Linked DNA regions of Mus musculus: regions 2 and 3 are each linked to region 1. Evidence: chromatin loops called from intact Hi-C (ENCODE). Cell type or tissue: heart. All regions are shown on one strand. Each heading gives the region's core, and the rest is flanking DNA. Links, peaks and the distances in the headings are about the cores only.

Region 1 (8,464 bases), core at 386-8,385:
CACAAAGGGGGTGGATCTGCATCCTCTGTTTTACAAAGCACACCCACTCGCCAGAGAAAACTCAACCCCATTCCAAAAGGAGATGAGACCAGAGCCCTCAATCAAATCAAACCTCATGAATTAAGTTCTAAATTTTAAACTCCCTTTTATTGAAATATAAGTTTGTTTAGTCTATTTACAGCACAATTTATGCACATATATACACACAGAAGGCAAATTCTGTCAAATAAAAAAGTTTTCTTACTAAAAAATTAAAATTAAAAAAAGTAAAGTGCATGAAACTGATTTTTTTCCCCCTCTGGTGAACATCATCATTGTCAATTTTGGTCAATTGGGAGACGCAGGAAGAAATTCATTATTGACTCTGCTTATAACTAGTCCTGAATTCATAGCCTTCAGGCCAAAATGATAGGAGTTCAGGAATGGGTGAGACAAACTGTCAGGGTCTGGAGGGCTCCCAGGGGCGGGGAAGTCTTGCTCTCTTTGTCCTATCCAGAGCTGTCCCTCAGCTTGGAACAGTTATCTCACCATCGCGCGCCGGAACAAAGGGCGAACACAGGAAGGGGGTTTCACCAGCCCTTGTCACAGCCTGCTCTGGGGCCACCAGCGCTGTGTTTAGTAGGAAATAGAGGAATTAGCTCAAACGGAAGTTTTCCTTTTTGGGAAGGGGTGGAGGGGGCGACAAAAATGGACTGCATCTCCCAAAGAGACTGCCATTCCCGGGCCAAACCCCAGCAGCCAGTTTCTTCGGATCCAATCTCCACACAAGCACAGAACTCTTTTTATAAGCTAGGTGGAGGGAATGTTACACTTCTCGCCTCGGTGAGTTTGCCCTTCCAGAACTTGGAAAGGAAACAGCCTGGCATGAAAAGAAAGGGGCAAGTGGGTAACACACAATTTTTTTTTTTAGACAGCTTGGCGATCAGACCATTGGGTGGGCGTTGGCTGGTTGGTCGTTGCCCGTGGCAGAGAAGACAGCCCTAACCCCCATCATTCATACCCCAGTCCCTCTCTTCCTCGGAGTGTTATTAAGTCCCCGGGCCGGCGGCCGTACTTGGCCTTGCAGTGCAAAATGTGTTTGGCGAGGAAGTCAAGGCGGCGCTGTAGCAGCTGAGCGTGGGGTTCTGAGAGCTCCGCCAGCTCTGGGAAACGCGGTTCGTGGCGACTGTAGAGGCGCAGCAACCGGGCCGCCGCGTCCTGACCCCGGTGCAGCTCCAAGACGCGCCTAGCAGTCCGCTCTCGGAATACACACACCGACTGTAGCAGCGGTTCGTTATACTTGTCCCACATGCCGGCTACCCGGTAGCCGTGCACCAAGCCCGCCTCATTGTCCAGAAAGACCAACGCCCCTCCTGGTCCTCGGTGCAGGTTGCTCGTAGCGCGGTGCATAACGCGTGGGTCCCACTGTAAGCTGAAGAGGTTGCTCACAAGCCGGTCAAAGTTGGCCGTCAGGTAATCGAAGAGGATCAGATCGGTCCATTGTACCAAGTCCACCAGCTCCGCCTGGCTGAGGTTGGTCAGCTCGCCCCCGGCGTCGCGCAGGGGCCGCAGACGGCCGTCCTCTGATCGCCAGGGCTCGGGCACCACCACGTCGGTGAGGTTAGGCAGCCAGCGCGTCAGGCTCACCACGCTGCCCTCGGTCCAGTGCGCGGTGCGCAGCTCCTCCTGCACCTGCACCCACTGCGCGCCCCGAGCCTCCACCCGAGCCAGTGCCAGCGGCGGCACGTGGCGCTGGAGGCCCAGCAGGCGCGCAAGGTAGTAGGACAGGGCCTCGCCCTGTATCTGCTCTGGGTTGATGCCGTAGCGTACACAGGCACGGGTGCCGTCGGCAAAGCGGGCTAGGCGGTTGGAACTGCGTCCGCAGCCCCCGCGATCCAGAGCCACCACCCGAGCACCCCGTGCCACCTCCAGCCACGCTGCTGCTTGGGCTTCGGAAAAGCCCCGGGGAACCTGCTCCTCCAGGCCGCGGCTCCAGAAGACGCCCCCGTGCACCGCCCTGCGCTCCTCTGGCCAGGACAGCCCGGAGGGCTCGTGCCGCCCGCGGTCGTCCTGGTGCCTCCTAGGCGGGTTATCCGCGCCGGCCGCCAGGGTGAGCAGCGCCCGGAAAGTTTTCAGGGAGCCGCCGCGGGCGTCCCATACTAGGGGCGGGGGCAGAGGGAATCGCGGCTCGGGCGCGGGGCCGCCACTCTGGATCGGATGCGGAGGGAGTCGATCTTCGGGCGGCCGGGAGGCTGGCAGCTCGGTCCGCGGTGGCAGGAGTCCTCCCCACAGCGTCAGCAGCGAGCTCAAAGCCAGCAGCCAGAGCCCCGCGGCGGCGGCGGCGCCCCGCATCTTCCTCCCCATGCTCCTGCCGGCGCGCCGGTGCCACCGCCGCCGCTTCAAGCCAAGCCCGGGCGCCCGGGTGCGGGCGGCGAGGCGGGCCCGGCTGCTAGCTGGCTCCGGGGCTTCGGGTGCCGGAGCCCCATCGCGGCCGCGGAGCGCTGCGGGGCTCTGGCCAGCGCTCTGCCCCGGCGCTGGGAACTCGCCTCCCCGTGGCTTCCCAGCAGCTTTTGTATTTCGCTGTGAGACCCTCCGGCGGGCGCGATTCACAGGCGCCCGGACCACGTGGGAGCGAGGGGGATCCCCCTCCCCCTCCTCTGCCGCCTCTCCCCGCCCCCCACTCCCCCGCCCCTTCCCTTCCTCTTCCCCTTAAAGCGGCAACCGATCCTTCCAGGAGCGAGAGGTGGCCCCACGTTCTGTCCCGGACTTCGGGGCGGGGAGGAGGCTGAACTGAGGGCGTCCGTGCGGGGGCGTCGGAGCGGGGGCGGGGGCAGAGACCAATTGTAGGGCTTGGGAGTAGCGGCGTGTCCGGTGCTCTTGTTGGGAGTGGGATGATCCCCTTGTACCCTCCTTTGGACTGTGTCTGATCTGAAAACTTCAGACAGCCCCCCACCGCAGTACAGGCAGGGGTCAGGGTGAGTCCTTTTGCTACCTCACTTGGTGTGATTCACGCTGGCTTATGTAAATTCCCCGGAAAGTCTCGAGCCCTAGAGGATGTGACTCCAGCTGGGAGAGGAACCATCTGTAGCCAATGACTTTGAACCCATAACCTCTCTCCAGATGCAAGCTCCCCGGTATGGATCATTGCAGGCTTGAGAGCAATGAGGTTAACTTCTGTGACTTTTCTCAGGGATGCTTGGAATTAAACCTTGCTGTGCAAGTTGGACAGCCAAGTCAGGTCCCCTGGTCGCATGCCACTTGGCTTTCCCATTTTAAAGAAAGTTCAATATGTAGAGATAGGGATATCTAGATAGATATAAACACTTATTGTCAACATTCTCACCTTGTTTTTAAGTTGTCATTTAGTCAGTCACTTTATTCCCAATTATAAATTTCTCCCAAACAAAGGAAAATAAACAATTGTTTTACTAGTTTAGTGTAAAGGAAAAAGGACTAGTGGGAAGTGGGGCAGTGAAGAAAAAAACAAACCAACACATTATAAAAACTGATGCATCTTCCTCCAGACTTTCTTGGATTTAATTTACCAGCAAATCTCTTGGAAACAAACTGAATCTTTCCTTTCCCTTCTTGTATCCCATATTTCAAACTGGAGATTCTTAGTCATAAGATCAGAGCCGTGAGGGGTCCTGAGAGCCAGAGCTGGCACTGCCAGGGAACTGTCCCAGGACAGTACGTATGCTAAGCAGGTTCTCTTCTGACTCCTCCCCGAGTCCTACAGCCAGAGTTTAAAATCGGTTTCTTTCACATTGTGTGTGTGTATGTGTGTGTGTGTGTGTGTGTGTTTCCTTTCCCTATATTCCTCTCCTGGGAACACATGCGAGGTTTCAGCTGGGCTACATCTGCCTGTGCTGTGTATATTTATTCTGGAGTTATAGGGTAGACAATGTAAAATGTTTGTGACAGAGTAGATACATTAACCTTCCAAAACATGGCTGACCCAAGGCATACACCTTCCTGGGTTTCTTTCCCACTGGTACCTTGTGTGCCACCTGAAAGTGTGGGGTCTTTCTTAAATGTGTTCCCAACCACGGGGCTTCTTGTAGTGCTTATCTGATAAAAGGATTACAGTGCCTTCCATATGGATCCAGTACAATATATTAATTCATTAAAAAGTTTTTTTTTCTTGCCTCATGCAAGCTTCCCCCTGTCTTTCCCTAGAGAGCAGGGACTGTCTCTTATCAAATTTTTATTTCATATACCAGCTAATATAGTATATTACATGAAATAAGAACTGGATTCATTGAATTTAATTTTTGTCTTTTGATGTAACTTTTAGGTGTTTTTTTCCCCCTGCATTGAGTTTAGTGTGGGCAAACTGTAAGCAAGATCTCCACCTTGTGGGCATAATCAGAATATCCTCTAATTAGAGAACTACATTTTATAGTGGTGATTAAGTTAAACTCAGAACACTAAATGCCACCGTGGGCCAAGTTATGTCCCGAGGGCAGCGGGGCAATTCACAGTGCTTGGTGACTCTGTGGTTTTGGCTCTTGGCAGAATCTGTGACTGTGTAGTGCCTAGTGACCCACTATGGTACCCTGCATGGGGAGTTCTCTTGCCCACTGTGTAACAGTGGCCAGGGCACAAAGCCTGGCACTGAGCGCATATTCAGCAATGATGCAATGATTCACCTAGAACGAGATGAAGCTTTTCAAGTAGCATCATCACGTTTGTTTGTTTGTTTAAATATCTCACTGCTACAGGATACAAAGAAACTTTTCTCTCAAGTTCTTAAAAGGAAAAAATAATATTGGTGAGGGACTGAATGTGAGGGGAGCAAGATTATTAGTCTGGGAAAGTCCACTTTAATACCAGCCACTCCAAGTTCCAGACTCTCACAGTCACACTAAGGGTACTGATGAAAGGAGGCGTGAAGAGCCAGGCTAAGATCTCATGTCTCAGATGATGAGTGGACTTCATGTTTGAGCCCCAGAACCAGACTTAGCCCTAGGCCCGAGTGTACTCATGACCAGGATGAGATGTATGAAGCGCTTTAACAGTCAAAATGCAGAACTGCAGAAAACAGAGGGATAAGCTAGAGAAAGCAAGCACACACACACACACACACACACACACACACACACACACACACACACAAACACACCCTGCAGAGTGGTATGCCGTTTGAGTTATAGCAATGTTTGATTATTTTAGACAGTGTTTATAGAACCTGCCTCTGCTTTCCTGCTAGCTGACTGCCCTTGTAGCTCCTTAGATTTGAAGCCTGAAGACAGCAAGCACCCCTGCATTCTCTGGGGCTCTGAGATGGGGAAACATCATCTCTTTAGACCTTCAGCAGTTGCGTAGGGATCCCCAAATAAGAACCTATTTTCTCTTTTAAGAATCTCTTAGTACTCCTTAAGCTTAGACCTCCAATATATTCACAGTTGCCTGAAGTCCTGTGTGAACAATGGTCAGGCTCACAGAACCACACTTTCTGGGCAACTTAGGAAAGGTGGCACGAGCGCTGGGAGCCAAGAGTGAGGCTCGAGGTTGAAAGGCTTTCCATTTTCTGACTTGTTCCTTGGGCTAGTTTTTATCTCCCATGCATTTCAATTTCTCAACTTGAGAAATGAGGATAATAAATCGCGCCAAACTTACAGGTTGTTATGCAGCTCAGGTGAAATATTAACGGTAACCATAACAACAGCATTAGCAGACTCTTACTAAGTCCTTACTTCTTCTGGGCGTGGTGTGGGACTCAGCCCAGTATGGGCTTTATTAATCCATGTAGCCCTCCAAGCAAATATTATCCTTGTCTCACCATTAGAGATGGCAAGACAGAAGCATAACCAGAAAGTTACTGGCCTGATGTCACATGGCTGCCAAGTGACAGAGTTAAGGCTCTGGCACCTTTTGTGCATTATAAATGGTAGAGGCAATGTTAAGTATAAAGATGGTTGCATTAAATCAAAGATTCAACTCAAATTAAGCTTTCCTTGAAGCATGCTTTAGGGTTCCTAGTGAGTGAAATGGTGATGGGCTCTCTCTGTAGTCCTGGCCGTAGGCAGACACTCATCATGTGCTTGGCTCTAGTGAACCTCCAGGCAGCTTTAGGCAACCCATTCCTTGCTGCATCTCCACCTGGCCTCCTTCATTCTGATTTTTGCTGAGTTACATACTCTTCTCAAAGACAGAGATGCCCAAGTGCACTTTTTTTTTTGATATTTCTACAAAAGTAAGAGAAAATGTGTTGGTGCCCACAAGTCAACCCCTCCTTCCAGGAGATGGAAGCAAGATTGTAAGTTTAAGGCCAGCCTGAGTTAAATGGTGAGACCCTGTCTTAATAATAAAGCAAGACACTCCAAAATAAACAGAAAGAAGAGAGGGAAAAGAGGGTCCTTGAAGTTTACTCTGATCCCAAAGTGATTCCATGACTCCAATGTTGGCCAATACTACTGACCTTGCCCAGCTTTCTAACTCGCAGCTACAATTCCATTGTTTGTGCTGTTATGAGCTGGGTGGCTGTGTTCCCTCCAGGCTTAAGTATTGAATTCTCAACCCTAATGCCACTGTATTAGCTGCAGGGCCCTCTGGAAAGTGACTGGATCATAAAAGTCATGATCTCCTCGTGAATAGGATTAATGTCTTTGTAAAAGAGACTCCACATCTCGTGCTCTTTTGGTCATACAAAGACCCAGGCAGAAAATTACTGGGTATGAACCTGTAGGAGCGCCTTCAGAAGACACGAACTCTCGTGCGCCGTGCTCTTGGGCTCCTCAGGGTTCAGAACTGTGATGAATATGATTTGCTCTTTGAGCTACATAGGCTGTGATACTCTGTTGTAACAGCTCAAATTAAGACAGTCTTTAGTCTCCATGTTCTTTCCTAGGTGGACACAATACCTTTGTGTTTGGGGGTTGCTCTCCCTGTCTTGGTCTTGCTATATGACCATGATGTGTGTCTTTCAAGAATCACTTAGCTGTGGCTGGAGAGATAGTCTGTGAAAGTCACTTAAAAGTCAGGAATGGTGGCATGTGCCTTTAAACTTTTATTTCATGGAGACTGGAAGGTTTGGGCCTCACTGAGAAGCCAGCCTAGTCAAAATGACAAACTACAGGATAAATGAGAGGGCTTATCTGGGAAATAAAGTGGAGAAGGATAGAAGACAGCAACCTGTACTTCCTACACACACACACACACACACACACACACACACACACACACATTGCTTAGCCAATCCCATTCTCATGTGTGTGGCTGTCATAGGCAGTCCTTATCCAGAAGGATTATCTCCCAAGCTCTCCAGAGGATGCTTGAGGCCTTGCTGTGTAGTATTGAATCCCCCACTTCCCTTTACTTCCATGTATGCTCGGTTGGATCGCCACACAGTTTACCCATTTTTATGCCCTGGTACCTCCTCAGTATTTACTGATTTACTCACGAGCTTTGGGATCCTCATTAAGAAAGAGTATCACACTTCTGTGGTGGTCAATCTGGTAATAGAAGGGTTGTGTCAAGTGGGCAGCATATACTGCATGGGTAACCTGGGCTAAAGGATAAGTCATATCCAGCACTGGAGAATTTGTAAAGCTCACCACCATGATGTTCTGCTTAACTGTAGTCCTGACATCAATGGAGTCAAAGATGATTGTCTGAACCCCGTAAAACTGTGAGCTAAAAGAACGCTTCCCTCTGCTGCTCAAATGGTTCCCTCAGATACTTGGGTCACAGCCTTGGGAAAGTAACTACTTCAGATGGCATGATTCAGATGTGGATGGGAGCCCTGCAAATCAGGCATCCTGGAGGGGAAAGGTGACTCAAGTCCACACCTTTTAGCAGAGGAGAAAGATGGAAGGAACCTGAGTTCCTGGTTTCCATTTGCCTCCGTTCACTGACACATGGCCACTCTTCCCGGAACTTCCCTGCGAATTCACTTTGAATTGGCATTGTTTATAAGTTGGAGTTCCTCTAGGCCATGTGCCCTTGCAGGAGCGCATGGGAGCTAGAGAGGGGACAGGCATGGAAGCATCTTAATCACAGACAGACTGCTGGGGTGGCTGTGCTTTTGTTCTTTGGGGACACAGCCAGGCTGTCTTGTATGCAAAAGCTGTCCCACCTAAGGAAAATCACCTTCCCTCTCTGGGCTTGTTAACTCATCCGTGAAGAGAAGATAACAATTCAGTGTTTCATTACTGTGTAGATGAGATGTGCCTTCCACATTTAGTAATTGCTCAATAAATTTTTATTGCCTGCTATCACAATCTTGGGACTTTATTTAGAAAGAACATTGGAGCACAGAACAGGGAACAACTGATCTTGCCAGGGAAGTCCAGGAAGGCTTCCCCGAGGAGGCAGATGCTAAGATGGGCCAGTCTTGAAGGACACGTTAAGACTTATGCATCCCAGTTTGAGGGGTAATGGGCAACAGAGAGGACAGCAGGTGAGCACAGCAGCCAGGCTCCCACGATTTCATCACCACACCTTTCAGGTGAGTGAGTGAATTTGTTTAATCCTCTTGTGA
Region 2 (8,464 bases), core at 176-8,175, 160 kb before region 1:
GTCCATGATGGAGGGAAGTCTCGTGGCACAGGCCTGCAATGGCTGGTCACACAGCTGCCACAGTAGGAAACAGAGTGCTGAATTCTTAGTGCTCAGCCAACTTTCTCCTTTTTAAACAGCCCAGGAGCCCCCAGCCCATGAAATGGTACTTCCCACATTTACAGTATATCTTCCCATTTCAATTAACCTAACTAATATGCTAAATATGAGGTCAAGCTAGATCCTGGCAAGTTGATAAGATTAACCATTGTAGTGAGAGAGACTTGTAATCAGGTGAGACTTTGCTGACTGGGATCGACTACATTGTTGGGAAATCCATTTGAGCAGAAGGTATTCTTACAGCTGAAGGAAATCCATCCACCCATTCAGTCATTCTACAGGCAATTACCAGATGTCTCTCATGGGCCAGCACAATAGTGGGTGCTGTGATGATGTAGAACCGAGACTAACTACATCCTTTTCCTCATGGGGATCCCAGGCCAGCTAGCAACTGATAGGCTACTGGATAGCCACGAAGAAAGGGTGCACATTTCAGGGAGGTCACAACAGCCAAGATCTGGTATGTAAACTAGTGTGCTTAGGACTAGGGAGAGACTGGTTTGGCTCACAGAGCACAGGGAGGGACAAAGGAATACAGAAGGAATCTCCAGGAAGGAAGGAAGGAAGGAAGGATGGAAGGAAGGAAGGAAGGGAGGTAGGGAGGGAGGGAGGGAGGGAGGGAGGGAGGGAGGAAGGAAGGATCCTCTGATGTTCAGAGTTAAACACTTGGAAGGTCTAAGGGTCAATGACAACAGTTAAATGTTAAAACTCCCAAGAATGATACAAACTTGATATTGTTGGCAAAACTAGGGCACCAATGATGAGTTCTAAAGTTCACCCAAGGGCTTGGTATGTGTTATAGATCTAGGGCATTTCCTGGACAGAGCTGGAAACTCATCTAGAGGTTAGCTTTGGAGAATGGAAAAAACTTCAGAGATTATAGCTTTCTATGACTATAAAAAATAACTGAGACAGTCATCTTATAAAGAGAAAAGATCTATTCTGGCTTGCAGTTTTGGAGGCTACAGTCCATGAATGGTTGTTTTAGGACCTAGGGTGAGGCAGCATATCTCGGTCTGAAAGTACAGCAGAACAAAACTGCTTATCTCATGGACAGGAGCAAAACAATACAGGGCTAGGGTCTCACCATCCTATTTATGGATGTACCTCCAATGACCTAAGGCCCTCCCCTACAGCCCCACCTCCTACAGGCTCCACTGATTCCCAGGAATGCTACTCTGCGGTCAGCCTTTAACACATGGACCTTTGTAGAACACTTAAGATCCAAAAGGCATTCCATCGGTGGAACTTGCCTGACATGGGCAGAGCAGGTGGAAAGCAGAAGGCTGGCTTTAGATAGGACAGTCTATTGAGTGACCTGTGTAAAGACAGAGCTACAGAACAGAGCAAGCTGTAGTCCCTTCCTCTCCAGACAAGGGTGAGATCAGTGAGGCGAAGAACACATGAAGTTTGGGAGGCAAACAGATCTGGTACAGTTATTTATGGGTTATTTGTTGTAGACTTTCTTCTGCTTTGGTTTCTTTGTTTGCAGATAGCTTCAGCCAGACTTCTCCAGCAGAGCTGCTGCGAGGGTTGGAGCTGGGGAACTTTGCACACAGATAGATGTACAGCTTTTTCCTTTGCAGCTATGGGGAGCACTTCCTTTTGAGGTGGCAAGGTGAAAGGCAGGTACTGTTTGGGGAAAGGAGAAAACTGGACCCTATCAGAGCTTTTTGGATGTGTGAGATTTTTCTCACAGGCCACATACTTACCTCTAGAAGAGCTATTCATGATAAAAGAGGCAAGATTTCCCCAAGACCAGTCAGGCAAGCCTCTGGAGCTAGGGAGTCAGGCTGTCGAGGTTATCAAAGTCCCTAGCAGGATGCTACCTGAACCCAGTACCTGAAGGAGGAGGAGCAGGCACCTGCCAAGCACCCCAAAGTGACTGTTCAGAGATCTTTTACAATATACTGGTGCATAGTTGATTCTCTGCCTTAAAGGATTAACACTGGGGTTTTGGCAGATCATCACAACCAGGTCTGGTGTGTGAGTAGCCATAGCCAGCCAGGTTCAAGGTGCCTTTCCTTAATCCTATCTAGTGCCAATAAACCTCTAATAAAAAGAGGAGGAGAGAATGAAGTGAGGTGTTTAAGGCAACATGAGCAGGTCAGAGTGGCTGGTATCAAAATCATAGAGTCATCTACAAAATTCGTTTGAATTCATATTGCATTTGACTTGAGCCTGTAACATGAATCTCTGATTCTCCTGGGTGTAATGCCAAGCTCCATTTCATTTAGTACCCACAACCACCCTGGATCCTAACATCGAAGGCAGGGAGTCCTGAAGGCTCCTTTGACAGCTAGAGGATATCTATAGTCAGTGCCCACAATGAGCGGGTACGTGGTAGGGGAACCATGAGAACCTGGGCCAGCTGGCCTTCATCTCATCTTATCTAGAAGCAGCAGCACCTCATTCTTTAGGTTGTACTGATGAAGTTTGGTTTTCCCTGGGAGACAAGGATAGGGAGAGCTTTTGGATGTGGGTAGATTGGATCCTTGCCACTTTCTGCGATCTCCCCAAAGAGCAGAGTGGAGAGTGTGGTTATGTGGAGAGAAGGGGTGAACACTTAACAACAGTCAGGCACGCTACAATTTAAAGAGACGACAGCCTTGCTGTTTAGCATGGCAACAAGATATAAATAGGTGCTAATAAGTAAAATCAGGCTAATTGCTGAAAAAGTACAACTCATAATAAGCCTGCTTTACATAATGTTTGCACACTCTAAAATCATTTAATACCTATGGACTTTTATCTTATCAGCATAGAAAATTGCCAACTTTGCCACTATTAGTGGTGGGATTCAGGCAACTCTCTTCATTTGCCTGAGGCTCAATTTCATTGGCCATAAAATGAGACTAATAATTAACTTCTTATAAAAATGGACCTGATGAGGTAATGCGTAGGAAGGGCCTTTAAAAACTGGGAAGCACTGTACTGAGCTGTTTAGCAGTAATTGTTATAATAATTGTGCACAGCAAGTATATATTTCAGGGGGTGAAAATGGTTGAGAATGTAGTTTGAAAATCAACATTCAGGGTGCTCCAAAGGGCATGGGGCAAGGTTACTAGGTAAAATGCTCGCAGTACAAGCAGGAAGACTAGAGATTGACCATCAGCATCCATGCGAAGATTTAGAAAACACCAGGGGTGTGCACATACAATTCCAGCCCTGGGGGTAGGGCCCCTTGAGGGTGCTGGCCAGCTAGTCTAGCAGAACCTTTGAGCCCCAAATTCAGTGGGAGACTCTGTTTCCAGAAAACAAGGTCAAGGAATTGTGAGAAAGACACAGACATCAACCTCTGTCTTACATGTTCATTGTGAGCACTTCCCCTAAGAATAATCTAGAATAACTATATACTAAACTCCTGTTTTTTTTTTTTTTGTTTTTTTTTTTGTTTGTTTTTTTTTTTGTTTTTTTTTTTTTTTGCTTGTTTTTTTTAAAGTGGAGTCTATAAATTAGAGGCATCTAAATCTTATTTTTTTTTTTTTTGCACACTGTCCTCTGGAATAAAATAAGATCCACATCACCTTTGGTCCTTTGGTATCTCCAGAAAACAACTTGTTTCTGAAAGAAACCTGGATGGTTCAAGCTCGTAGGTTAAGGTAGGTCTCCTTATGAATATATCTTCTGGGTTAAAAAAAAATAAAAAAAAGAAAAGAAAAACCAACTAGAATAAAACAAGCACTTCATTGTGGATAAAAACAATTATGATCTGTGGGTTGTACTGAACTATTCAAAATCTGACATACATATACTCACTATTAATATCCAGGAGTTCGACTCTGTGAAGCCAGGCTCATTAGTTCCCCATTCAAGTTCATGTTTTGACTAAAAGCTACCAATGGCAGACCCCTGCTGGCCCAGAATGGTACTGTATAGGGTAACACTCCAATTCCTATTAATGGATATATTGCCTAGAGATGAAAGAGCTGAGGTGTCAGATGTTCGGGGTTCCCCCTGACTCTTTCTATGCGTGAATACCTGTGGGAAATGTTGGGTATTTTCCTCAATTGTTCATTTTGGAAAAAAAATTAATCGTTGTATGTGTACGTGTGTGTGGTGAGTGTATTTGCGTGTATTACATGCATAAGCCTGTAGCTTTCAGAGGAAGCAGTTGGATCCCAGAAGTTACAGGATCCTGGGAATGAAACCCGTGTCTTCCACAAGAGTGTTCTTACCATGGAGCCCTCTCTGCAGCCTCACCTTTTTTGACACTGAGTCTTTCCACTAAATATAAAAGCTTGTTCTATCAGCTAGGCTGACTGGTGAAAGAGGTTCAGGGATTGATCGTCCTGTCGCTGCTCCCTTCCAGTGCTGGAGTTACACAGATGAGTGACCGTGCTCAACATTTTACCTGGGTACTTGGGATGCACACTTGGTCCTAGACTTGCATGACAAGCACTTTAATCACTGGGCCATCTTGCCAGCACTACCTCTATTTCTAAGGCTGGGATTTTCTACAATGGAGGAGGGTTCTTTAAGGGGAATCATGGATCCCAGTCTCCTAGTAGGGTAGTTTGAGCTTGGATTTCTGTCCTCACAGTTTATGCTCTGTTGCTAACAATAGCTTATAGGTAGTGAGTGCTAAGGGTGTTCATACTCATTGTTCAGTACATATTCTAACCCCATCAGGCACAGCTTTCTCTCTCAAATGCACAGAAGGGGACTATGGAGGGTCAAGGGCAAATGCAGTGTTCAAGGACACATGTAAAGGGGGTCAAAATAGGAACCAGAGTCTGCAGGATAAGGGATACCCAGGACTGCAATTCTTTTTCTTCTTAGAATCACTATTTCCTCCTCTTTCATGAAACTGGAATAAAATGAGATCCACTTCTATGAGGATCCTGAGGAAAGGAAGCACAAGAAGAACCCAGAAACTTCTCAGGCTGGATGCCCCCCACCCCATGATGCAAACTGGAGGGTGCAGTACTAGTTTGTAATGAGTTGACAGTATAGGCAGACAACAGTACCTGTGTCCATGTCCAATCTTGGTGTTGTCTATAATTGACAGAAAACAAAGCCTGAAGAACAGACCAAAAGCAGGAGGAGCAGGCTGGAGGGAGGGTACATGACCTACCCCATCTCTGCTTGAGACATCACAGATGACCTCTTGTGCCCCTCACAGTAGAACAGGCTATGGAGGTTTGCCAATGACCAGAAGTCAGGATCTTCGCCTCACTTAGTGTACCATGACCCAGGGTATCTTTTGCCTCTTACCCTTGCTCTTTCTCTCTGCAGGGCTTGTGTCTCTGGTTTGGCTTGAATGACACAAACCCAGTCTTCATAAGAAAACTCAATCATCATTTCATTACAATCCCAGAGAATGTTCCATGATTACACAATGGCAAGCTGTGATTGCCAATCCAGACAAGGAAGTGATTTTCAGAAGTGTTGTTGGCCAAGTCAGCAGGCAGTGGAAACCCACCCTGGCATTCTGCAGTGTTCTTCCATATGGTGAACTCTTAAGATTCATAGCCAGTTTCCTGTGGAGACCTATTTCCATCATTATCATTCCTATGCAAAAAACTCTTGCACGTGTCAAAGTTTTAAAGAGGTTTAAGTATTTGATTTTAATCTTATTTTGGTTTTTTGAGACAGGGTTTCTCTGTGTGAAGCTCTGGCTGTCTTGGAACCTGCTCTGTAGAGCAGACTGACCTCAAACTCACAGAGATCCACCTGCCTCTTCCTCCTAAGTGCTGGGATTAAAAACATGGGACTGCCCAGCAAGAATTTGTTTTTAATATTTTAAATTATGTTTGTTTTTTCATGTGGTATGTATGAATCCTACTTGAAGCCCTAAGTGTTAGGTTTCCTGGACACACAGCTCAGTTTTCTGAGGGTACAGGGAATAAACAGCAGAACACAATGTGCCCTTAATCACTGAGTCATTGTTCCAGCTCAGATAATCACATTTCCAGGAATACAATTGGCTATTGTTGATTTTTCTCTTCCAAAATACTTGCTTCGATACCTCAGTAATAATTTACTATAGTAATGCTATTATCCATAACTATCCAATCAACCTAGTAGTTCATTTAACCTCTGTAGACTCTGCTTGAAGTGTCTTGATTTTTTTCTGTCTCAGCTTTGAAAAGCATCATAAAATGAAGTGGAGCTCCAATTTCAGGCCACATGTACTGCATAGTACTAAAACTAAGTCCCCATGTGCTCCTGCACAAATACGAATACAAACATAAATATACACATTCATACATACGTATACAAATTAAAACTTCAAACCCCTTGAGAGGTATGACCCCGCACAACTGAACATCACACCATCAACAGCTCCGCCCATGTATGCCTATCATTCAGAACTACAAAGGTTAATGTCCTGGAGACAAAGGGGAGGAGGAGTCCAATCATATGGGTGAGAGAAAGGGAGTAGAGAAAGACAGCTGTATCTGCAAGTGGGGCTATTTATTCTTTACCATTGTTAAATCCTCCTGTAAAATTCCAGGGGGTCTAATAATCTCTTAAGAAAATTCCACTCTTGTGTCTCCTTTTACATGGAAGTGCATGAACTCTGTACCAGACATCCTATTACTACATGGGGGGGGGGGAGTAGTGACCTGAGGGGGGGGGGGAGGTCACACACATTTCTAAAGGAATGGTGCCCTACCTGAAACACACACACACACACACACACACACACACACACACACTATATGATTTGTCTCTTGGGATAAAAGAAAGGTGGTGCAAACACTTCACTTAAGTTATAATGAGGTGGCAAAAATTACTTCCAAGAATGCCTTTCAGGGAAACAGTTGTATGAGATTGCAAGAAATACTTTGAGAGCTATTTGGAAGAGGGTGGGGTGAGACCCCAGGAGGGATAGGCTGGACTAACAACAGATGGCTGCTAAATGGTCTTCTAAGAAGAGGTTAGAGCTTTTTGTTGAGTGTGGGATGCAGGTGCAGCATAGCTCCAGCAACACACACCCCAGCTCTTCATGCTGCCTCCACCCTCTCCTTTAAATAACTGTTGATCTAATATTGAAAGAACAGCAGCTCGCAGGGGCACAGAGGCATTTTTCTTCCTCATGTGCACATATTTCCCTCTGGTGTTGAGTGCACACACTCTCCAGCACTTCCCACCCACATGCTGCTGCCTGTCACACCAAAACTTGTGTTGGAAGGTTCTCCTGTGGTCTCAAGGGTAACATAATAGTGAAGACATGAAAATAGTTAATGGCCAATTCTGTTAGAAGCAAGACAAAAACAATTCCTTCTCTTCTTTCTTGTGCTATTGGGTCTGAATCGAAGCAAGGCATTGCACATGCTGGGCAAACAACCACTGTGCCCGAGGAGAGTGCCAAACTCTCATCTTTGGTAAGTTTACACTTGGGCTTCTAGTTCAGAACATGAATGTAAACTCAAATTGGGGTAAAGGAAGCCTGCTGGGAATATCCGTAAGGTAGAGCCCTTAAACAGGCCCTGCGGCTCTTAGTTGACATAGAGTAAGAACCCTAGCTGAAGCCTGGGTAACATTTACTAAGATTCTACAATTGCAGAGCTGGAAGAAAATGGAAAATCTCCATCTTAGAGGGCTCTACCTTTATTTTAGGAGTATGTAGAAAGACATGGCTGCTAGAGATTGCACAGTCTCTTGGTGGGAGAGTAGGGATGGGAGTTAGGTTTCTCAACTCTCTTCGTTGTTATTCTAGGACAAACAGGTGTCTATTGGTAGTACCACCTGTTTTAGACATCGTGTCTTCAAGTTCTCAGCATTATGATATAACATGTAGAGAAAGAGAATATATTCACAAAATGTCTGCATAGCTACATCAGGTGAGCAATTTTGTTAGCACTGGTAACACAGCAGCCAGGAATAGGGACAGCTATGAAGAATAAACAAACACACTGTAATCTGAAGTCCTTGCAACAGGTGTAACAGCCTGAAGGAGGATCTAAAGGCTGTGTGGGCTAGTGTAAGGACACAGTCCATGCACAGCATCTGTTAGTTATCAAAAGCTACCATTTTTTTTAAAAGGCTTGTTTCCTTCCAAAGTTAGGAGAAGACATAGTAATAGAACCAAGACTGTTTACTTCTGAAACCCAGGCTCAGGAGCAAGTCTCACTTCATGTTCCAAAGGCAGAAGACACATGCTAATTCTTCCTAGAGACATCACAGTAGCATTGAGCAGTAATTCCTGCTAACTGTCCTCTCCTCCGCAATCCCCCAAAAAGCTAGGTCTCAATTCTGTTTTTTATTTTATCCCATCACTCTTCGTTCCATCGTCTGGGGACTCTCCTCTACTGACACACGCAAGATCAATTACATCACATTATCCGATGCTAGTTGTGTTTATAACACAGAAGGCAAAGAAGGTTTTTATGAGCAGAGATTTTGTTTTTCTATT
Region 3 (8,464 bases), core at 67-8,066, 270 kb before region 1:
TATTACCATACATGGGGCAGTCTATACAACAAACGACTAATTCACTCTAAAATGTCAGTGGCTCTAAAGGCCAAGAAACCCTAGACTAGACTAACCTCACTCCTGGAAGCAGCAATGGGAACCTGCACAGTCCTAATTTTCTTCAATGAGCAGTTACAGCAACTCTAGAGTCTTCTCATTCTGGTGAGCAATATTAAACACCTAGCAAATGATATGACCAGCAAATGTTGCAATTTCAAAGTACATGGGCCACCCTCCCAGCAAAAAGAATAGAGAATTCTCTCCTTAGCAGCCGAGAGAGTAGATTATTCACAGTCATTCCAATGCAAGAAAGGTGCAGCCTTTAAAACACTTTGTTGGTCACTGGGTAGAAGACATCTCAAAGAAAGAGAGGAAAGATAAAGGAAGGAAGGAAGGAAGGAAGGAAGGAAGGAAGGAAGGAAGGAAGGAAGGAAGGGAGGGAGGGAGGGAGGGAGGGAGGGAGGGAACTCAACAGCCATAAGCATATTTGTCCCTGAAAGTATCCCATAATTAATACAACTCCAACCCTCTAAGATGTGTACATAGCACATCTTCTCATTTACATTTATACAAAATGATAAACATATAAGAAAAGTTAGAAACACAAATATAAAGCCCGACCAGTAAGCACCCTAAGGTTGGTACTACTGAGATCAGCAGTAGTGTCTGGCCTAGAGTGTCTTCTTGTCAAGATTCTCACCTTCATGCATGGGAGAGGTGAGGTTACTGAGACTACCCTACATCTCCACATAAAGACTGAGATTTATTGGAACTATTCTCCATGAACACTTGTGAGCTCTTCAGGGACCACTGAGTTCTGGGTGTTATCCATAAAATGAACAGATTTGAAGAAGTAAACGGCGGCCATGGGCAAACTCTGCGGTGGTTGTTTTAAAATCACAAAAGTCTCTGGCAGAACAGACCCGGTAGCAATTTCCATCAAGCCGGTATTAGCAAGAGAAGCCAGGAAAGGGTTCTGAGAAAAGCCTGGGTTAGAATCTAGGTTCCATTGACACCACGGTGCCCTGGAGAGCCATCAGTCTCTTGGGAACCACGGAATGACATGCTGCCTGCTCCTTGCTACCTGAGCTCTGGAAAAAGTGGAGAAGGTCAGCTGTTTTCAGTGGCAAGATGGACATCTCAAGTAGTGACTTGGGTCACACATCCTGGAGTCCCCTAACCTCCCTATGCAAAAGGACAAGGCTTTTTTATACAGTATCATCAAATCGCATAATTTCCTGATCCAAAATTCTCAACTGTTTCAGAACTGTTGGACTTAAGAATGCCCCACTTAGCCACGGGCACTTCCCTAGCTAGAGTGAAGCCCTCCTTTATTCCCAACATCACAGGAATAGGGTGGGTGGGTCCTGTAATCTCAGTACTTGAGCAAGTTTCAGGAAGATAGCCTCAACTACATATCTAGCTCAAGGATAATAGTTAGAGGCCAGCCTGGGTTACAGAAACTCTTCATCAATAAACCAAAACAGAAACAGCAACAGCCAAACAGCGGTGGCAACACACAAGCCCACTACTAACTTAACCCTGCATAGGGTAGGGTTTAAGACCAGGAATTAACCAACTTGCCATCTACCATTCAAATCTCCATCTGCTTCCTCCTCCACAGAAATTAAATGCTCGATCTAGTGGGCTATCAGGAAAACCAAAAACCAAAACAAAAGCCACCTCACACCCCAGGAGGGAGCCCCAAAGACAATCCTTTGAAGATGAAAAGGAACAAGGTGTGTTTATTTGTACTTCTGAGCAGTCTCATCTACCCCGTTGGGTGGGGCTAGGCTAGGCTAGGCTAGGCTAGACTACTTGCAACTACTCAACTAGTTAAAAAAAAATAAACAAAACCCACCCACAGCTCAGGCCGAGAAGCAGATTCTTCAAGAAGAAAGGTTAATAGGCACACTGCTTCTAGTAGGAGGAAGGGAAACCAAGCCTCTTCCCTGAGATGTTCAGGGGTCTTACCAAAAGCTAGCCAGAGAAGGAGAGGATGCAGCAACCAACCACTCATTTTCACACCCGCTTTAGAATTATCTAAAGACTCACACACTTAAGCCCACCACGTGCAGCATCCAGGTGCCAGAAAATGGGGCATCAGACAACGTGATGTAACTCTGAAGTGATCTGCGCTGCCAGACAGGATACATGAGAAAATAGTAACAGCCACAATCTTAAAGGCCCAAGTCTTGGACTTAATACTCAACTCAGAGCCCAGGTTTCCTCTACAGGAAACCTTCCAAAGTCCTGGGCTCTACAACCTCTCTGGTATTAGCAACTTCTCAGGGAAGGATTGAGGACTAGGAAGGGAGATGTTGGCTCAACAACCAACCCTTGTTTCCTACAACACTTGGTTCAAGACATAGTTCACACTTAAAAGATGATCCTTAGTGTAACAGGGAAAGGCTTCAAGCCACCTAAAGGTCCTAAAGCAAGTTCAGTAATCCAAAGCCACAGCTAACTTCAGCCAAGGAACACTGGCGGTCCCTCCCCTACCCCAACTATGGCTCACGGTGACTACTGCACTTCCTTGCTCTATGGTATACGTCCACAGGCATATTAAATAACCATTGCTGAAAGGGAGAAACATATAATTTTTTGTGAACTCAACTCATGCGACCCAGTACAACAAGAAGATGTGATAATTAGTGTCCACTGGTCCTAAGCAGAGAACACACAGAGGAGCCAGCTGGGGTGTTACCAAGGGACATGCCATTGCTATGTGAATTAAATGTGTGAATCCGGGCAGATCTTCATGTCTGAGATGCCCTGGAACTGAGCCTGCTCTAACAACCTCCAAATAACTTGCACCTGCTTATAGCTGCCTAATTCACTTTGCCCTCCCTTCCTTCTCCACAACCCCCTCCCCCCAATCCCCATAACTCCAGACAAACAGAACACAAACCCTCAGTCTTGGTTTTAAAAAAAACCTACAGCAGCCACAGGAGCCTAACCCCTCACTGGAAACTGAGCAAGCCCACAAGACATTTAAATGGAGTCTCAGAGGAGTGGGGATGATGGGGGAGGGGGAGGTCCCGCTGGCCAGTCATTTGAGAGGATGCACAGGACTTGCAACTTCTAGGAAGGGAGGGTTGCTGGACATCTGCAAGGGGTAGCTCAGAAAGGTTTTGACTTCCCTCACAACAAACACAACGCAGCAGCCAAGTTTTCTGGAAGTATTTGGAAAAATCCGACATAAATTAGACGTGTGAATGATACGGCCACAGAGCATGAAATCTTCAGTAAAGAAAGTTCTGTGAGCATCAGCTGCCCAGAAATAAGCATCAGGGGCCAAGGGCGGGCAGAGCTGTGGAGGGGCTGCTGACAGCTGTGGCCAGCGGGCAGAGGCAGAGGGGAAGGGCTCCAAGCTGGAATTCGGAGCGTGCCCACATCAGCAGAAAAGTTCCTGGGAACAGCACTCTGTCTGGGAGGGACCCTGCGGGTCTCAGGATGCACGCGCTCTGAGATGCAGGGACCAACGGCCGTTAGAGGAAGCCCCGGTCCTCTTTTCCTTCCCTGCTCCCTGAAGGTTAAGGCATCTTCGACAGACGACAGAAGTAAAAGATCTGCTCCCAGGATGAACGAATGATTTCCATGTCCATTCCCTACTGCATCTCGCTATTCCCAAACCAGACACGGTCCAGGGAAGAAGAGAAAGGAAGCTGGGATGCAGATGCGGGGAGAGCGTAGATGGGAAACTGAGGCAGAAAAGTGTATGTTAAAGGCTGAGGGAATCCGGGAAGACCCGAAATCAAGAGTGGAGTCCTCTCCTTTCCCTCCTCGGTTCCCAGCACACAGAGCCACACTCGAACTACGCCCAATCCGGGCGGCCGCCCGGCTCTAGGGAGCCGGCGCCGCACAAAGCTCCGCCCGCGCACACACACGACAACAGCACCCGGTGCGCCGGCCCACACAATAGCGCGGCGCGCGCCCCGCCGCGGCCCCTCGCGGGGTCCCGGCCAGCCCGGCGCCGAGGTCCGCCCTTCGCGCACACCCACGCCCGCAGCCCAGGCCCGCGCGCGGAGCAGGGACGATCGAGGCAGCCCCCGCGCCCGGCGCTCGGTGAAGCGCGTCACGCGCCCCCCACTCACCCGCAGTGCTGCTCAGCAGCAGGCACAGCGGCCCCAGCAGCCACATGGCGCGGCCGCCGCTCCGCTGCCCAGCGACGTTGCTGCCCCGCGGCCTCGGTCAGACCCCGCCTCTCGGCGCCGGCCACGCCCTCTCGCCGGCCCAGCCACGCCCCCGCCCTCCCAGGCCAGAGAGCTCAGCCAAGTTCTGCACGCTCACAGTTGAATGTGGCCGCCTGAGCTCTCCTCCACGGTCCAGGTTACAAAGGTCCGGCGGATCCAGTTTTTGCTGCCTCAGGGGTCAAATTGCGAGGAATTCTTAACTGCCCCGGCTCTTCTCTCGGCCGGTTTCCCTTTCTTCCTGCATCCTGCGGGGATGAGAGAGTCACCATCTCCCCAGAGCCTAGATGGAAGAAAAAAGTTTGAAGAACCGGTTCTTAGGAGAAAACTTTTTTTCATTGTTGACAGTGAAATACGACCGTTGCTTCTCAAACTCCAAAATGTATCAGGCAGGCTTGGCGACCCCGTTATAAAGCTCACTTCCACTCAACAGGTCTGCATTTCTAATAAACTGGGGGGGGTGATTCTCAGGATGGTAGTTCCTGGAGCCACTGGAGGAGCAGAGAAGACATTTCATCCTGAGATCTAAGAACACTGAGGAGAGTTTTAAATCCCCAAAACTTTATGCATTTTCCATTGTTTGGGCATTATACACTGTTTTTTAAGGAAAGCCTATTATCATGGAGCTGAGGAAATGACTTAGCAGTTGAGAGCAATTGACCTTCTCTGGTTAGACCTTCAAATGAGCCCCCAGCCCCAGAGGAAGCCATGATTGCCTTAAGTCCATGTGCTCCTCTAAGCTGCATCTAGGTTACTAACCAAAAGACTGAGTGCATTCACTGGGTTATTGCTTTCACCAAAAAGTCTTTTGTTACAAGGCGATAACATTACTATTCATGGCATTACAGCAAACACTGACCAGAACAGCTGAATCTCACTTAGCATCCTCCAGAAAGCTGCAGGAGGATGGCACTAGTCTGCTTCAGGCATGGCACTCTCATGGTCACACTTTACCTTTACAACAACCTCTGAAGACAGACAGTAATGTTTCTGTGACACAAATGAAGTCTCTGAGGCTCAAAAAAAAGAAAAAAAAAAAAAGAAAAGAAAGGAAGGAAGGAAGGGAAAACATTCTCAACAGCCACACATCGTTACTTACCACCGTGAACAAGCCCAGTTCAGAAGACCATAAGACACAGAACTTATCTGCAGCTTCAAAGATGATGTGGCCACTGGATCTGAGCTATGATCATGGAAATGCTCAATAAACAAAAGTTAATTTCAGCGTTTAATACAATTCTACTCCCAGGAAAAGATTTCTGGGTTGCAGCTCCCACTCCCCAAAGCCACTGAGCCTGAGAGTTTTCCCTGCTGGAAATTAAAGTCATTCTTTAGCTGTTGCTGAGTGTGTGTGTGTGTGTGTGTGTGTGTGGTGCATGCATGTGGGTATGTGAGCGTAGTGTGGTGTGCGAGTGTATGTGTGTGAGTGTGTGTGTAAGTATGTGTGTGTGAGAGAATGTGTGTAAGCATGTGTGTATTGTGAGAGAGAGAGAGAGTGTGTGTGCATGTGTGTGTGGAGAGAGAGTGAGAAAACACATGTGTTTAAATTGTCAAGCTAACACTGCTGGGAAATGACTTCTTGTAATTCACATTTAATGTAGTCATAGGATTTCAGGAGAGAAATTGTCTTATGTCTGTTAACAAATATTTTGCACTATCCAAAATGATAGAAATTTTACCTTCCACTTTTTAAAAAATTATATATTTATATATATATATATACATACATACATGTGTATATATATTGTATTATATCTATATATGTGCGTGTATGTATATATATGTATATATGTATATATATATCTTCAGACACACCAGAAGAGGGCATCAGATCCCATTACAGATGATAGGGAGCCACATGTGGTTGCTGGGAACTGATCTCAGGACCTCTGAAAGAGCAGTCAGTGCTCTTATCTGATGAGCCATCTCTCCACCCCAGCCCCTTACCCTTCCCTTTGTATGACTCGAAATTTGTTATTTATTTTATATTGCTCCTTGAATGAAGTTGTATGTCCCCTTAACAATGTAATTTCTCACACCTGTGGCCAGTCCTGAAACCAAAGAACAAGTACAGGAGTAGGGGCAGTAACCTGCAGTTTATCAAGAGAATAACCCCTTGCACAGTTTTGTCATAGATATATTTCTACTTTTTCTTTCCTTAGGAGTTTAGGGATTCATTATGAGTGCAGGGTATAGTAAAGGTTTCTATTGCTGGGTTAAATCTCATGACGAAAAGCAGCTTAGGGAGGGAAAGATTTACTTCCGTTTGGTCATCTTGATCACAGCCCATCATGAAGGGGCAGGAGCTGAAGCAGAGGCCTTGGTGGATCTCTGCTCGTGCTTGCCTCCTCCTCGTGGCTTGCTCAGAGCTTCTTTACAGCTCAGGACCACTTGCCTGGAAGTGGCATGCCACACACCCACACCTCACAGCATCGACTACCCACATCAAGTAATCAAAAGCAAAATGGCACTACAGACTTGCCTACAGCAATCTGAAGGAGGCATTCTCTCAACAGAGAGTCCCTCTTCCAAATGACTCTTGCTTGTGTCTAGTTGACATAAAACTAACCAATAGTGTATATCCCACCCATCAGCAATGGACAAGAGAGCATTGTCTTTGAACTTTACAGACCTCCAGTGTAGAATATGGTACCCTTAAGCTAAGCTTCATTTGATTGCAATAAGCACTTGTATTGTGGTTACTCTGAATGGCTGGCGCTTTAAACATAATATGCAAAGTAGATTTTAAAGACTGAGTACCAAAAAGAACAGGAAAAGGCAATAATTTTACTTTGATCACATGGTAAAATTTAATATTAAAACATATAGGCCTTTCATCACTTTATTTAAATGCAGCTAAGTTGACAAGACGGCTCAGCTGATAAAGGCACTGGCTGCCAAGCATCATGACCTAACTTCAGTCCCCAAGCCCCTCCTGGTAAAAGGAGAGAACTAGCTCTGTGGGTTGTTCCCTGATCTCACGTGTGGAATGTGGTGTGCGTGTGCTTGCGTGTGTGTGTGCGTGCGTGCGTGTGTGTGCGTGTGTGTTTGTGTGCATATGCATGTGTGTGTGCATGTGTGTGTGTGTGTGTTTGTGTGCATATGCATGTATGTGTGCTGTGTGTGTACATACATAATGTTTTAAAAGTGTAACTACTAGAAAACTTTAAATCTCACTCTGTGGCTTATGTGCAGGCCTCACAATGCATTTCTCTGGAACAGGGCTGATGTAATGCTTTTATTTCCCATGTCAGCACATGACCCCTTTGGGTTCCTTGTTTTGTAGCCGAATGGGTCCTCTTGAAGGTCACTGAATTAAAGAACTTGCCCCCGCCCGGTTTCTCCATCTCACTAATTCTGCCTCCAAGACCTCTTGACCTACTATTACAGACATCAAAGTCCACTGACATGAAAGTGATTTTAATGTCATAATTTCTGTATTACAAACACCCCCACAGGGTCAGGAAGCAGAGGAAGGATAAAATGAATTGAGAAGAAAGGAACCATCTTTTTCAACCACAAGAACATTTTGCACTTGAATTCAAAAAAAAAAAAAAAAAACCACAAAATTGAATGCCCTCTCCTTTTCAGTGGGGATGTTTATGAAGTAATTAGCTAACAAACCAGAAGTCACATGAGAGCCCCAGTTAGTGACAAATGGCAGGGAACGCATTCTGCATGCCCAGTGCTGTTTCTCTTCTGCAGGTAACAAACTCATTCATAAGCAAACACGTACAGTCAGCCTTAAAGAGAAGCCTCCTGAAAACACTGTGGAAGGAGAGTAGATTTATATTTTTAATCTGACATTATTGGAGCATTTCTCCAGAACTATGAAAACCCCACTTTAATAATTTAAATTGTTTTTCTCAGTATTGTTCAGTCTACTTCTTTTAAACACCTCTTCATTTTGAGCTAAATTCTTTGGGCTTGATTGATTTTTGCGTTTAAAAGCTTAATTTCAGGTGCTGTTTGATCGCTTAATCTAGGATTGATGCTGCGTGGCTGGTAGTTCAATTGTGGAGGAGGAAGGAGACTTTCGTTGGTGGTGGGTTTTTTGGGAGGGTTGTTTGTTGTTTTTGTTGTTGTTGTTGCTTGCCAAGCTTTTGGCAAATTGCCATGCCCAGTGTGGAAGAAAATGTTCAAAGAGGACAAGGAAGGGAAATTATTTTACAATGTTCAGGGTTCTTCAAAGCTATAGGGTAAAAACACAGTAGAACTAAATAACATCATTTGCTTCTGTTAGACCTTCA

The links. Peaks named below come from ENCODE experiments on the same cell type or tissue, not always from the same donor. Only the 100,000 strongest peaks of a DNase experiment are listed, where the experiment ranks them.
Region 2: a loop joins it to region 1, with 3 times the contacts of the local background. A loop is called at or near these places in 8 of 42 quality-filtered maps.
Region 3: it touches region 1 in a loop (2.3-fold over the local background); 9 of 42 quality-filtered maps call a loop at or near these places.

The regions. Positions count from the first base shown.
Region 1 is chr2:102,449,246-102,457,709 of GRCm38, forward strand. It overlaps Fjx1 (four jointed box 1), which reads right to left and starts at 2,547. Exons shown (of 1, transcript NM_010218.2): 1 at 121-2,547. The coding sequence starts at 2,343. The coding sequence ends at 991. In heart, for the core only: CTCF peaks have their summits at 1,093, 2,078, 4,333 (motif pointing left) and 4,538; DNase peaks (open chromatin) are centred at 1,126, 2,726 and 2,996; H3K4me3 peaks cover 2,807 bases; H3K27ac peaks cover 2,612 bases; H3K27me3 peaks cover 3,053 bases.
Region 2 is chr2:102,286,288-102,294,751 of GRCm38, forward strand. No RefSeq gene overlaps it. Among named protein-coding and RNA genes, the nearest start is that of Gm34268, 44 kb to the left of the region's middle. In heart, for the core only: a CTCF peak has its summit at 3,957 (motif pointing left); a DNase peak (open chromatin) is centred at 5,354.
Region 3 is chr2:102,182,162-102,190,625 of GRCm38, forward strand. It overlaps Ldlrad3 (low density lipoprotein receptor class A domain containing 3), which reads right to left and starts at 4,299. Exons shown (of 6, transcript NM_178886.3): 1 at 4,119-4,299. The coding sequence starts at 4,164. In heart, for the core only: no CTCF peak of the experiment used is centred there; DNase peaks (open chromatin) are centred at 3,560 and 4,160; H3K4me3 peaks cover 2,020 bases; H3K27ac peaks cover 1,480 bases.